Regions from separate parts of the Mus musculus genome. Here region 2 is linked to region 1. The links are chromatin contacts, found by Hi-C in ENCODE. All regions are on one chromosome and are shown on one strand. Each heading gives the region's core, a stretch centred on a gene start or an enhancer-like site at or near the end of the contact. The rest is flanking DNA. Distances are from core to core; before and after follow the strand shown.

The links. A loop is a pair of places that touch in the nucleus more often than their neighbours do.
Region 2: a loop to region 1 is called in a map of T-helper 2 cell, with 5 times the contacts of the local background. The contact joins the promoter of 1700030J22Rik here to the promoter of Tmem170 in region 1. A Hi-C loop is called at or near these places in 1 of 37 maps with a recorded cell type or tissue (T-helper 2 cell).

Annotation. Positions count from the first base shown.
Region 1 is chr8:111,873,393-111,879,143 of GRCm38, forward strand. It overlaps Tmem170 (transmembrane protein 170), which reads right to left and starts at 3,283. Exons shown (of 3, transcript NM_025781.2): 1 at 3,111-3,283. The coding sequence starts at 3,243.
Region 2 is chr8:116,977,284-116,982,763 of GRCm38, forward strand. It overlaps 1700030J22Rik (RIKEN cDNA 1700030J22 gene), which reads right to left and starts at 1,676. Exons shown (of 3, transcript NM_027103.3): 1 at 1,496-1,676. Gcsh (glycine cleavage system protein H (aminomethyl carrier)) reads right to left here. Exons shown (of 5, transcript NM_026572.4): 5 at 4,684-5,443. The coding sequence ends at 5,346.

The DNA.
Region 1 (5,751 bases), core at 2,033-4,532:
TGAGGCCAGCCTGGTCTACAAAGTGAGTTCCAGGACAGCCAGGGCTACACAGAGAAACCCTGTCTCAAAAAAGCAAAAAAAAAAAAAAAAAGCACTGATGTCTTCCAGACGTTCTGGGTTCAACTCCCAGCAACCACATGGTGGCTCACAATTATCTGTAATGGGATCCTATGCCTTCTTCTGGTGTGTCTAAAGACAGCTACAGTGTACTCATATACATAAAATAAATAAAAAAATATTTTTTAAAAAACCTTCAACAGATACATCATATTCTGTAAATGTATTACTGACTTGTCTAAGTTGGATCCATTCTTGACTCCAGCAACAGCATAATCAAAATATTCTTGGGTGTGATTAATTTGACATTAATTTAGTGAAACCCTATGTTCAGAGAACAAATGTCATTCCTGATTATTACAAATGACAACTAAAAGCCAGTCTCGGTGGTGCAGGCCTGGAATCTCAGCACCAACGCCTGGAAGGCTCAGGTTCTCTGGCCACCTCGGCTACACAATGAGGCCTTGTCTCAAACAAACAAACACAAAGAAACAGCAAAAGAGATCAGAGCAAGTCAGAAGGAGACTCTGGCAGAACTCTAGATGTCCAAATTACAAAAGTGGATTTAAAAAAAAAAATCAATTCAAAGCTTTTTAGTGTAGAGAAACCACAGAATATTTTAGGGCAATGATCTGCCATGAGTTAGCATAAAGTACAAGTTAACTTTTCCTGTGTGACCAAAGTAGAAAGGGAATCAGGCTCAGGACTCTGAATAGATTCCTAGTAAGAGGGCCTTAGTGTCTCTAACTAGGGGGAAACCTTTAAGTACGCATTATAACCAGAATTCCAAATGAAGATGAGACACTGCGGGGATGGGGCGTGCTCATGATGCACTCTGGTCAACTTGAGGTCAAGGGCTATCTGTTCTGCATTAGCCTAGTGTTTAGCTTGTTGTGATCCTACCCAGGTTTATACCTCCAGTCAGGAGCCCACATCGGCTAGAAGGGTGACCCGATGAAGGAATGAGTCCTGGTAAATGGTACCCTTGTCACAGCCATAGCAGGAATAAAACCCAAATACATCATGCGGATTAGCATTTTCAGGAGAGTCTGGAGAGATGGCTCAGCAGTTGGGAGCGGCTGCTGCTCTTCCAGAGGATCTGAGTTCAGTTCCCAGTGAGCCCTGAGCGCTGACGCATTATGGCTCATGTCTGACTCTTGATTAGCATCTGGACTTCAGTAAGGCTTCTGACCGGCTCCCTTTTCTCAGCTCACAGGCCATCTGCCTTTTTTCCTTCTTGGTAAAACAACTCTTTCTCTCACCAAATAAAAACAGAAACAAAATGAAAAAAAAAAAAAAGAATCACAAAGAAGAAACAGTTCAGAGATAGAGTGGTTGCTGCTCTTTCAGAGGACCTGAGTTCTATTTCCAGCAACCAGGTCAGATAGCCCAGCCACCTGTAACTCCCGGCCTCTGGCCTGGGTGGGCACCTGTACTCACATCCACACACCCAAACACATGCATATATTTAAAATTTTTTTTCTTTTTTCTTTTTTTGAGACAAGGTTTCTCTGTGTAGCTCTGGCTGTCCTGGCACTCACTTTGGAGACCAGGCTGGCCTCGAACTCAGAGATCTGCCTGCCTCTGCCTCCTGAGTGCTGGGATTAAAGGCGAGCGCCACGATGCCCGGCAATTTTTTGTTTTTAAGAAAAAAGCTATTTGGTTGACTAGAGAAAAATTTAAATAAGGCCTATTTAAATAACATCCCTTTATCCGTGTTATGGATTTTAGAAGTGATCTGACTTGGGGGCACCGTGACAGTGACAGGACACACATCCCTGGTTCAGAAGTTTTGAGCTCAAGAATCCTAATGTCTCGTCTTCCGCAGTGCAGGAAGTTAAATTGTGATGTGTACACACATGCACATTGATGTGACCAAGGCTGTAAAACCAGAATAGTCCTGCTTTGCATGAGACATCCATCAACACCAGCCAAATATACAACTGTGGCCCCATAATCTAGCCTACCATCTAGGCCTACCTAACCCCACCTATGATGGTCTCACAAGTGCCTAATGAGCCTCAGCTTTTAAGTAGACATGTGACTTTTACCACCCGAACTAAGCATATGGGTACTTGTTATTCTCTGTTTCGCCTTCTCAGGTTTGGAAATCTCCTTAATAGTTGGGAGAGAAGTAAGAAAATGAGTTAGAACAGACTCACTGAATCCTAGGAAAGAAAGAACCCTTCATCTTTTGGAGAAGGTCGCCAGAATGCTGTGTGTCTGTGTGTTTACTTATTTGTAATCACTTTCAGATTTGTTTGTTTATTTATATATGTATTTATTTGTAATCACTGTCAGGTGGGACACTAGTACTTCTGGAAACAATCTGAACTCCCAGACTCTTTTCTTGTGGGCAGGATCACAAGCTAACATCTTCAGCTGCCACAAAACAAAAAGGCAGCCACCTTGTCAGCTACTACACAGGCAGGTCCCAGGTGTCCACCGAGAGGCGCCTGGCAGTCGCTGCCCAGTAGATGAGACTCACAGGTGTCTGGTCGAAGGTTGCAGTCAGCAATCCCACCCGTCATCCTCTTTTACAACGTCACTGGGTTAGTTTCTCTTTGCGGCAGTGTCCTAATACCCCTACCCCCCCACACCCCACCCCACCCCCGCCTCTGTCGTCTTGCCTTCAAAAACCCAAAGCAATCATGCCCTCCCCTGAGGGCCTTTATTAATAACCTCAGGGGATCATTCTCTTCTCCACAACTTTCTGAATTGTAGCAGTTCTACAATGTAAATGTAACTTTAAAAGCCCTCCTGGCAGAAGGCGGCGAAGCCCGGGTAAGAGCTAAGAGCAATTTAGAAGTTCTGTCTTAAGTTCTTCTAGGTGCGGGTGGGGGAATCCGCAACAGGTCTGAGCAGGCTGGTGGGAAAGTGGGTGTAGGACAGAGTCAGAGGACAGCGTCAGCACACAGGCTCTCAGAGGAAGGATACTAGCAGTCACTAGGACTGGACAGCCGTCGCCCCAAGTGCGATTCCAGGGCTGCCTCGGCCTCGCCCTGGGAGGCAGGCGACAGGTGCGCAGTGCGCAGGCGCGGGGCGGGGCGTACCTGGGAAGGAGCAGAGCGAAGTGGAGTTGGGGCACAGGGTCCCGTTGCCCACCCGCGGCACGAGCTTCAGGCTGAGGATCTGCTGCAGGAGCCCGGCTGAGCCGCCGCCACCGCCGCTCCCCTCGCGCTCCATCCCGCCGCCATCCACCGCCCGCCGCGCCGCGGAGTACCGCACCTCCGCAGCCACGGCGTCACCTTTGGCCGGCCCTCTTCTCCCGCCCACTCCAACGGCGCTGCTAGAGTAATCGTTTCTCCTTCCAATCACAGGGCGCCGCAGATGGAGGGGGCGGGGTAACGGTTGTTCCCGCCCCCTGGCGCTGCGTTCGATTAGAGAAACCCACGGCATGCTGCGCCCCTAGTGGCAAGTTTCTTCTGCTCCATCTGGGTGTGTTGGGCTCTGCCCTCTTTAGTGCCACCTTTAAGTAGGACAAGTCCGGTGAGATTGCTCAGCGGGTAGAGGCGAGGTGTTTGCCTCCAAGCATGAAGGATTTGCCTTCCATCCCTAGGACTCATATGGTGAAAGGTGAGAACCAACTCCCATGGTTGTCTTTTTACCTTCACATACACATAGACTCACATACATTTTAAAATAGTATACAAGGATACATCACCAAAAATAAAAATTAAGTGACCACTAGCCTACTCAAATTTCTCTGTAGGACTGAATATGTATTGACAGAGAACCAGCCTAGCTGCACATCCCTAGATTCCAACCCCAGTTGCTTAGCCTGTCAAAGTCTATAGGTTCGCTGGGCGGTGGTGATACGTGCCTTTAAACTCAGCACTCAAGAGGTAGAGGCAGGCAGCTTTCTGAGTTCGAGGCCAGCCTGCTCTACTGAATAAGCTCCAGGACAGCCAGAGCTACATAGAGAAACTCTGTCAAAACCAAAACCAAAGCAAATACAAGACAAAACAAAAGACTGTAGGTTCAACTTCCGAACAACCAACAAGCAAAAATAAGACTTTTTAAATGGACCAAAACAGAGGCAGGCGGATTTCTGAGTTCGAAGCCAGCCTGGTCTACAAAGTGAGTTCCAGGACAGCCAGGGCTATACAGAGAAACCCTGTCTCGAAAAACCAAAAAGAAAAAAAGGACCAGAAATTCTCTAAGTCACAGAAGTTGAAACTTTTAGGAGCTGTGACCTGAGTTCCATCTCAGGAGCCCACGTGGTAAAAGAGAACCCATAACTGCAAGTTGTCCTTTGACCTGCACAGGTTCCCACACACATATGGCCATGGCTCTCCCTGGTTGTAAACTTGACGACGCCTGGAATGAACTAAAACCGCAATGGCTGGCGAAACCTGTGAGGGATTTAAAGTAGCAATACCTATAATCTGGATCTTTGAGGTGGAAAATCCACCTTTGATCTGAACCACGCCATCTACCGGTTTGAATATGCTTAGCCCATGCGAAGTGTGGCACGTATTAGGAGGTGTGGCCTTGCTAGAGGAAGTGTGCCACTGGGTAGGCAGGCATTGAGGTCTCCTAGTGTTTAAGCTCCACCCCAGTGCGGAGGAGACAGTTTCTCCTGCTGAGATTCTCTCAGCTCCCTCTCCAGCATGCCTGCTGCCCTGCTTCCTGTCATGATGATAATGGACTGAACCTCTGAAACTGTAAGCCAGCCCCAATGAAATGTTTGCCTTTATAAGAGTTGCTTCGGTCATGGTGTCTCCTCACAGTAGTAAAACCCAAACTAAGACACTGGCATTAGAACCTATTTAGAGATTCCAGTGTATACTGAAAGACCAGCGGGGTCATCCAGCCCCATGGACTGAACAACTCCTGGACTCTGGGCCTTCCATTAGTAGACAGCCATTGCTGGATTAGCTGGACCACTTCCTGTAAGCCACTCTATAAATCATATATATACATATATATATATATATGATACATTCAATAAATAATTTAACATATTCATTAATAAATATAAATATTTAAGTTCTCTCCCTCTGCAGAATCCAGACTAATACACATATATAATAAATCAATAACTTTAAAACCTTTTACAGCAACTGTTTTTCAGTATATTTAGACATCTTGTCAGCATTTTAGATTTTGTAGGATTTTTGCTTTTACAGGATAGCATGAACAATGCCAACAGCCCTTTCCCATAAGTGTGCTATATCCATTAATGCCCAGATGTTCACCTCCCTCCCAAAGGAAAGAAGTTAAAGTTGGGTTGGTTATAGCTCTGAGAGACGCCTTGCCTCATATGCCTGCAGCTCTGGGTTTGATCCCCAGCACTTCACAAAGGTCCCTAAGAAGCCTTCCAGGGAGAATCTGTAGATTGCCTATATAGACATGAAAATTTGGTGGTTTGACAGCCAAATGGAAGGACCTAGAAAGCAAAGCATCGATATTTTGTAGGGAAAATGTACTTTGAGACTTTTGAGTATTTGCCTTTTCTGGTCATCCAATCTTCTCATTTCTCCTTTGGAATAAACTCCCACAATTTCTATTACCTTTTTGGTTTGGTTTGTGATGAAGTCTTGCTGCGTTCTCTTGGCTGGCTTGCAACTTTCTGTGCAAATTATGTCTGGCTTCTTTTTTTTTTTTTAAAGATTTATTTATTTATTTATTTATTACATGTAAGTACACTGTAGCTGTCTTCAGACCCTCCAGAAGAGGGAGTCAGATCTC
Region 2 (5,480 bases), core at 426-2,925, 5.1 Mb after region 1:
GTCCTGGAACTCACTTTGTAGACCAGGCTGGCCTCGAACTCAGAAATCTGCCTGCCTCTGCCTCCCAAGTGCTGGGATTAAAGGCATGCGCCACAATGCCCGGCTCTGCCTCTGTTTCTTAAGTGCTGGGATTAAGCCAAGTACTTAAATGGCTCGCTTGTGATTTCTCACAAATTATATACCAATTTACTGTTCTGTTAGAATGCAGGAGGTCTGTATTGCTACCTTTCTTTCCTTATTTAAAAATTTTTTTTATATGTATGGATGTTTTGCCAGCATGTCTGTGTACCGCAGGCTGCGAGCCCTGCATGCTAGGAGACCAGAGAAGAGCATTGGATCCTCTGAACTCGAGTTAGTCATGAGCTACCATGTAGGTTCTGGGTATTGAACCTGGGCCCTCTGCAAGAGCAGCCAGTGCTCTTAAACTCCTTAGCTATCTTTCCAGCCCATATTTTTCCATTTTCTTAAACTCGTGTTTTTACACACATGGTGTGCACATCAGGTACCCCTGCTCTCTTCCTCACCTGCCTTAGTCCCTTGAGACAGTTTCTCAGTGAGCCTGAAGCTTACCATTTTCAGGTTAGGCTTCCTGGCTTACAAGCCCATGCATTTCTTCTCGAATGGGCTTGAGAAAGAAGATGGCTCCGTCATACAGTGCTTGCCACACAGGTAGAGAAAACAGAGTTAAGGGCCCCAGTACCCACACAAAAAGCCAATTGCTATAATGAATGAAAGCCTTTAATTCCAGCGCCAGGAAGCAGAGACAGGAGGATTCCTAGAGCTTGCCAGCTAGCCAGGCTAGCCAAATCAGTGAACTCTGGGTTCAGCGAGAGAACATGTCTCAAAAAAAAAAAAATAAATAAATAAATAAATAAAAATAAGGTGACTGAGGGCTGGAGAAATGGCTCAGCAGTTAAGAGCACTTGCTACTCTTGCCAAAGACCCACGTTCGTTCCTGGCACCCACATAGCAACTTACAACAGCCAATAATTCCACTTGCAGGGTAGGGCGTGTGCCATTTCTATGTCAACCATTTCCAACTCGTGCCCTTTTTCATTTTTGCCTAGGTTCTAGATTTCTGTTTTGGACGGGGTTTCATTCCGCCCCTTTTTTTCCGGCTCTCTGAATTCACTAAGGGCTGGGTCCTGAAAGGATGGCCTTCTGAGGGCTCCCAAGGCTCACGGCAGACGGAATCTCGCGCCCACGCCTTCCCACCTGGTTTCTCCCTTTTACTAATAGTCCCTGCACACTCCTTCATGCCGCATAAGTTCCTTCCCTCCCTCCAAGAGGCTCCCTACACGCTACAAGCTGAGAGTTTACCCTTCCTTCAGAAGATCAAGAGGGCTGCATCAAGCTCCTTCCATTGAAACCTCAACCACGCCCCCACAGACCACGCCTATCAAACGGCTCCTCCCTGAGGCCCAAGCGGCTCCCTAGGCCCCGCCCAGTCCAGGCTACCCCAGAACCGTACCCCATCTTCGTCTCGCTTACCCACCCTGAAGATTGCTTCCTTCCGCGGCTCTGCCGCCCGTGAAGTGTCTAGGGAGTGTTCCCCGGGGTGAGGACGTGGCCACAGCCACTCAGACGCTCCTACGGGGCCGCGAGGTAAGGAAGGTCCGGAGCGGCAAGTCGCGGCCCCCAAGAGCCGGGCTGTTGCCCTAGGTTACGGCCGCGTCGGAGGCGGGCCTAGGTGCAGGCATGCCGGAAGTGACGTAACCCCGCAACAAACCAGCTCAAGGGCGGAGTCCCCTCTGAGGGCGGGGCTAAGGAGCATTCCCGTCGCTCTGTGCGTGGTTGCTAGGTGCCGCGTTGCCAGACGCTTCGAGAGCTTCGCAGGCACTGGCGACGTTGGGCGGCCAAGTTGCGCTGCAACAGCCTTTTGCCTTCTAGAAGGAATGCCTCAGAGGCCACACAAACAGTGTCTGGAGATTTGGCCACTTCTTCCTTTGGGCAGAATCGTCCCTTCCTTCTTGGGATCCCGTGTTGAAAGCGAGAGCAGAACTTCGCGGGACGACTCATTCCTAGTTGCATAATTTTGAGACCGAGTCTTCCTTGTTTTGTAGCCTGGTGCGGTCTCGAACTCATGGCAACCCTCCTTCCTCGATGTCCTAAATCAACATTGAAGGGATCGAGGGCGTGGGCTTCCACACCTGCTGACAGGAAGGATTTCTGGTTTTGTTCTTTTTGGTGCTGCCCACTTTAGTGGGGCAGAAGCAGCAGTTTCTCGCGAGGGGGCCGCCCACTTCTCCACTATGCTGCCCTTGGTGCCCAACTCATGTCTAGTTCCAAGGTCCCTTTGCTTTCTGGTTTAAAAAGTATTAAGAAAACAAGTCTCCAAAAGCAGGCTGAGTCAAAGGCTTTTGGAAAAAATGGCTAAGAATTACTACTTTTTACACTTATAGCATTATATAATATATATACAGTATAGCATATATACAATCGATAGCATAGATTTATAGCATTAACGGCCTCTAAAGATGTGATGTATATGACACATGAAGTTGGAACAAAGTCCTCTTCTAGACTGTGAATATTTGTTATTTCCCCCATATATATGAGGGAAATACTTTAACAAGCATATATGATAGATATTGTAATTATATTGCTATACCAGCGTATCTAATGGGCTATGACACATATTTCTAAAATTTTCTATGTATTTTTGGATTTATGCGTATGAGTGTTCTGCCTGTGTATATGTATGTACACCATGTTCATACTGGACAGTCATAAAGACACACTCTTTCATTGTTTTCTAGGTTCGCCTGCTAGACAGCGAGTCTGTCACCAAGATGTGTCTCCGTTCCTCGGTGTTTTGAGGTAGGCTTTCACTATGACGTCTAGTCTGGCCTCCAACAGCTTCCTTCTGTCTCTGAATGCTGGAATTACAAGCACATGCCACCAGACCTGGCCACTCAACCATGATCTTTACAACCGAAGGTAGACAAGTCTTTTCAACAGCCACAGAAAAGCTCAGAAGTGGGGGTGGGGAAGGGGGCAGGTCAAATTTTCCAGTCTGCTGCAGCAGAGTCTGCAGTTCCATACCACTGGTCTTTTTCATACCAGATACTGTGTGGGGCGCCCTCTAGTGGTTCTACTAAAACCCAACATAGTCAGCCTCCAAAGTGTTGCTTTGTTTTGTGGAGTTTTACGATTTAATACCTTGTGAACAATTTTTTTTTTTAACTTTAATTATTTTTTAAGTGTATTGGCATTCTGGATGAATGTGTGTCGGTGCACTACTTCCATGCCTGGTGTCCATGGCGGTTAAAAGCGGGATCGGATACTTTGGAACTGGTGTTAGAGGCATTCATAAACATCCATGCAGATCCTGGGAACTGAACCCAGGTCTTTTGGAAGGGCAGCCAGAGCTTTTGACCACTAAACCATCTCTCCATCACCAGCCCCCCCTTCCCCCTACTATATTTCTGAGGTTTTAATTCTTTGAAAACATTCAAAGATGTTAAGAAAATAGACAAAGACTAAAGAAAAAATGGCAAAGAAAGAAAGTATGCCAGGTGTGGTGGTGCATGCCTTTAGTCCAGCCCATGGAAGTTGAAAGCAGGAAACTCTGGAGTCAAGGTGGTCCTTGACTCTCTACCCTCCAGTTCAGCCTGGACTACATGAGAGCCAGGCTAAAGCAAATAAGTATAGAATTGCATGCTGTAGTCCGAGGAGATATGCTAGAGCAGTCTACCCACTTTCCTTGAGAGGGTGGGGGGTGTCACCGAGGGGTTTGGTTTGGTAGTGGAGTTTGTTTTTATTTGAGCTCATCTGAGCCCAGGCTGGCCATGGGATCTGTAGCTAAAAGATGACCTTGAACTCCTGACCTTCTGGTCTCCACCTTCTAAGTGTTGGGAGACACCAAGCCAGTTATACATTCATATCAGTGTGCATGTGTAATCCCAAACTCCCAGTCAGCATTTTTATAGTTGACGTTAGAGTGCGCCATATCAGCTTTCAGAAACTACGGTGGCAGTAAGTGCACTTGAGTTGTAAACAACAGTTTAAGCCAGTTTCAGAAAGTTCTAGTGTCTATGGCTACTAAATAGAAACCTGAACAGGATGGAAGTTCAGACACACCTTGTGCACTGTTGACCATGTGCAGACACACCGTGTGCACTGCTGACCAGTTGACACCTATTCCCCTCTCTAAAGGTCAATGCACACAGAGAACCATGGGTAAACCTCGCCCTGAGCTTGAGCATCTTATGTGCCTGTGATTCCTTCAGAAATAGAAGGCATCAGATCCCCTGGAACTGGAGTTAGGGATGGTTTTGAGCTACCACATGGGTGCTGGAAACAACCCCCAGGTTGTCTGCAAGAAGCAGGAACAGCAAGCCCTCCTAACCACTGACCCCTCTAGCCCCTGGCCTAATTTCTTTTTTTTTTTCTTTTCTTTTTTCCTTTCCTTTTTTTGGTTTTTCAAGACAGGGTTTCTCTGTGTAGCCCTGACTGTCCTGGAACTCAGAAATCCGCCTGCCTCTGCCTCCTGAATTAAAGGCGTGCACCACCACACCAGACTTCTATTTTTTTTTCTCTTTAATCATTTCACATGGTTAGGCACAGTACACCTCAGTGGTATACCTAGCACCAGACACTGGAACATCCTATAATTAAAATCAACCCTTCTAAAACTAGCAGTCACTAAGTAAAACATTAATATCCAAATAAAAATCACAATCAACAAAGAGGATGAATGTTTTATTTGTTTCGCAGTGTTGCAAAGCCGGTGCTTCACGGTGGGAAAACAACAGTCAACACAGCACATGGTGAAACAAAGACAGTACTCTCCTGCCTCTGACACTGTACAACACTTCCTTGCATTCCCAATGAGAAGACACTAATCTCTGACCCAAATCCAGTGGTGGATATGGGCAAGTAACAAAATTATCTAAGATACACCACTATTATCTTGAATTATGAAAGTCTTATACCCAGTAGGTAGGGTCTCGCCATGTAGCTGTGGCTGGTCTAGAACTTGTTGTGTAGACCGACCTTGAACTAACTAACATCTGCCTGTTGCGTGCTGGGATTAGAAGGTGGTCCGTCACCAAAACCAGCCTCATAACCACGTTTCACAGCAGACGATCCTCAGAATTCTAAACACCAGGGCTTAACCCCTAGTCTAAATACTTAGTATGGCAATTATCAAAAACCTGTACACTGTGTTTATCTGCATCCTTTAGGAAGTTGGGGGTGGCTCTTAAGTAGCACTGTCAAGAACAGTTTCTTTCCATCAGTATTGCTAAGTTATTTCAAGTCCTCTATTCTCCACTAGTTTAAGACAAGCATGCTGGAGCACGTCACATCCAGTTTGATCTGGGAGTAGAGGGGTGCCATGGTCACTCCTCAATGGACTTCACATATTTCTCATATGCTTCTTCACTCATCAATTCATCCATCTCTGAAGGGTCACTCAGTGTCATCTTGATCAGCCAACCTGTACCCAAAACAGAACCTCAGTTCACATTGCCTTT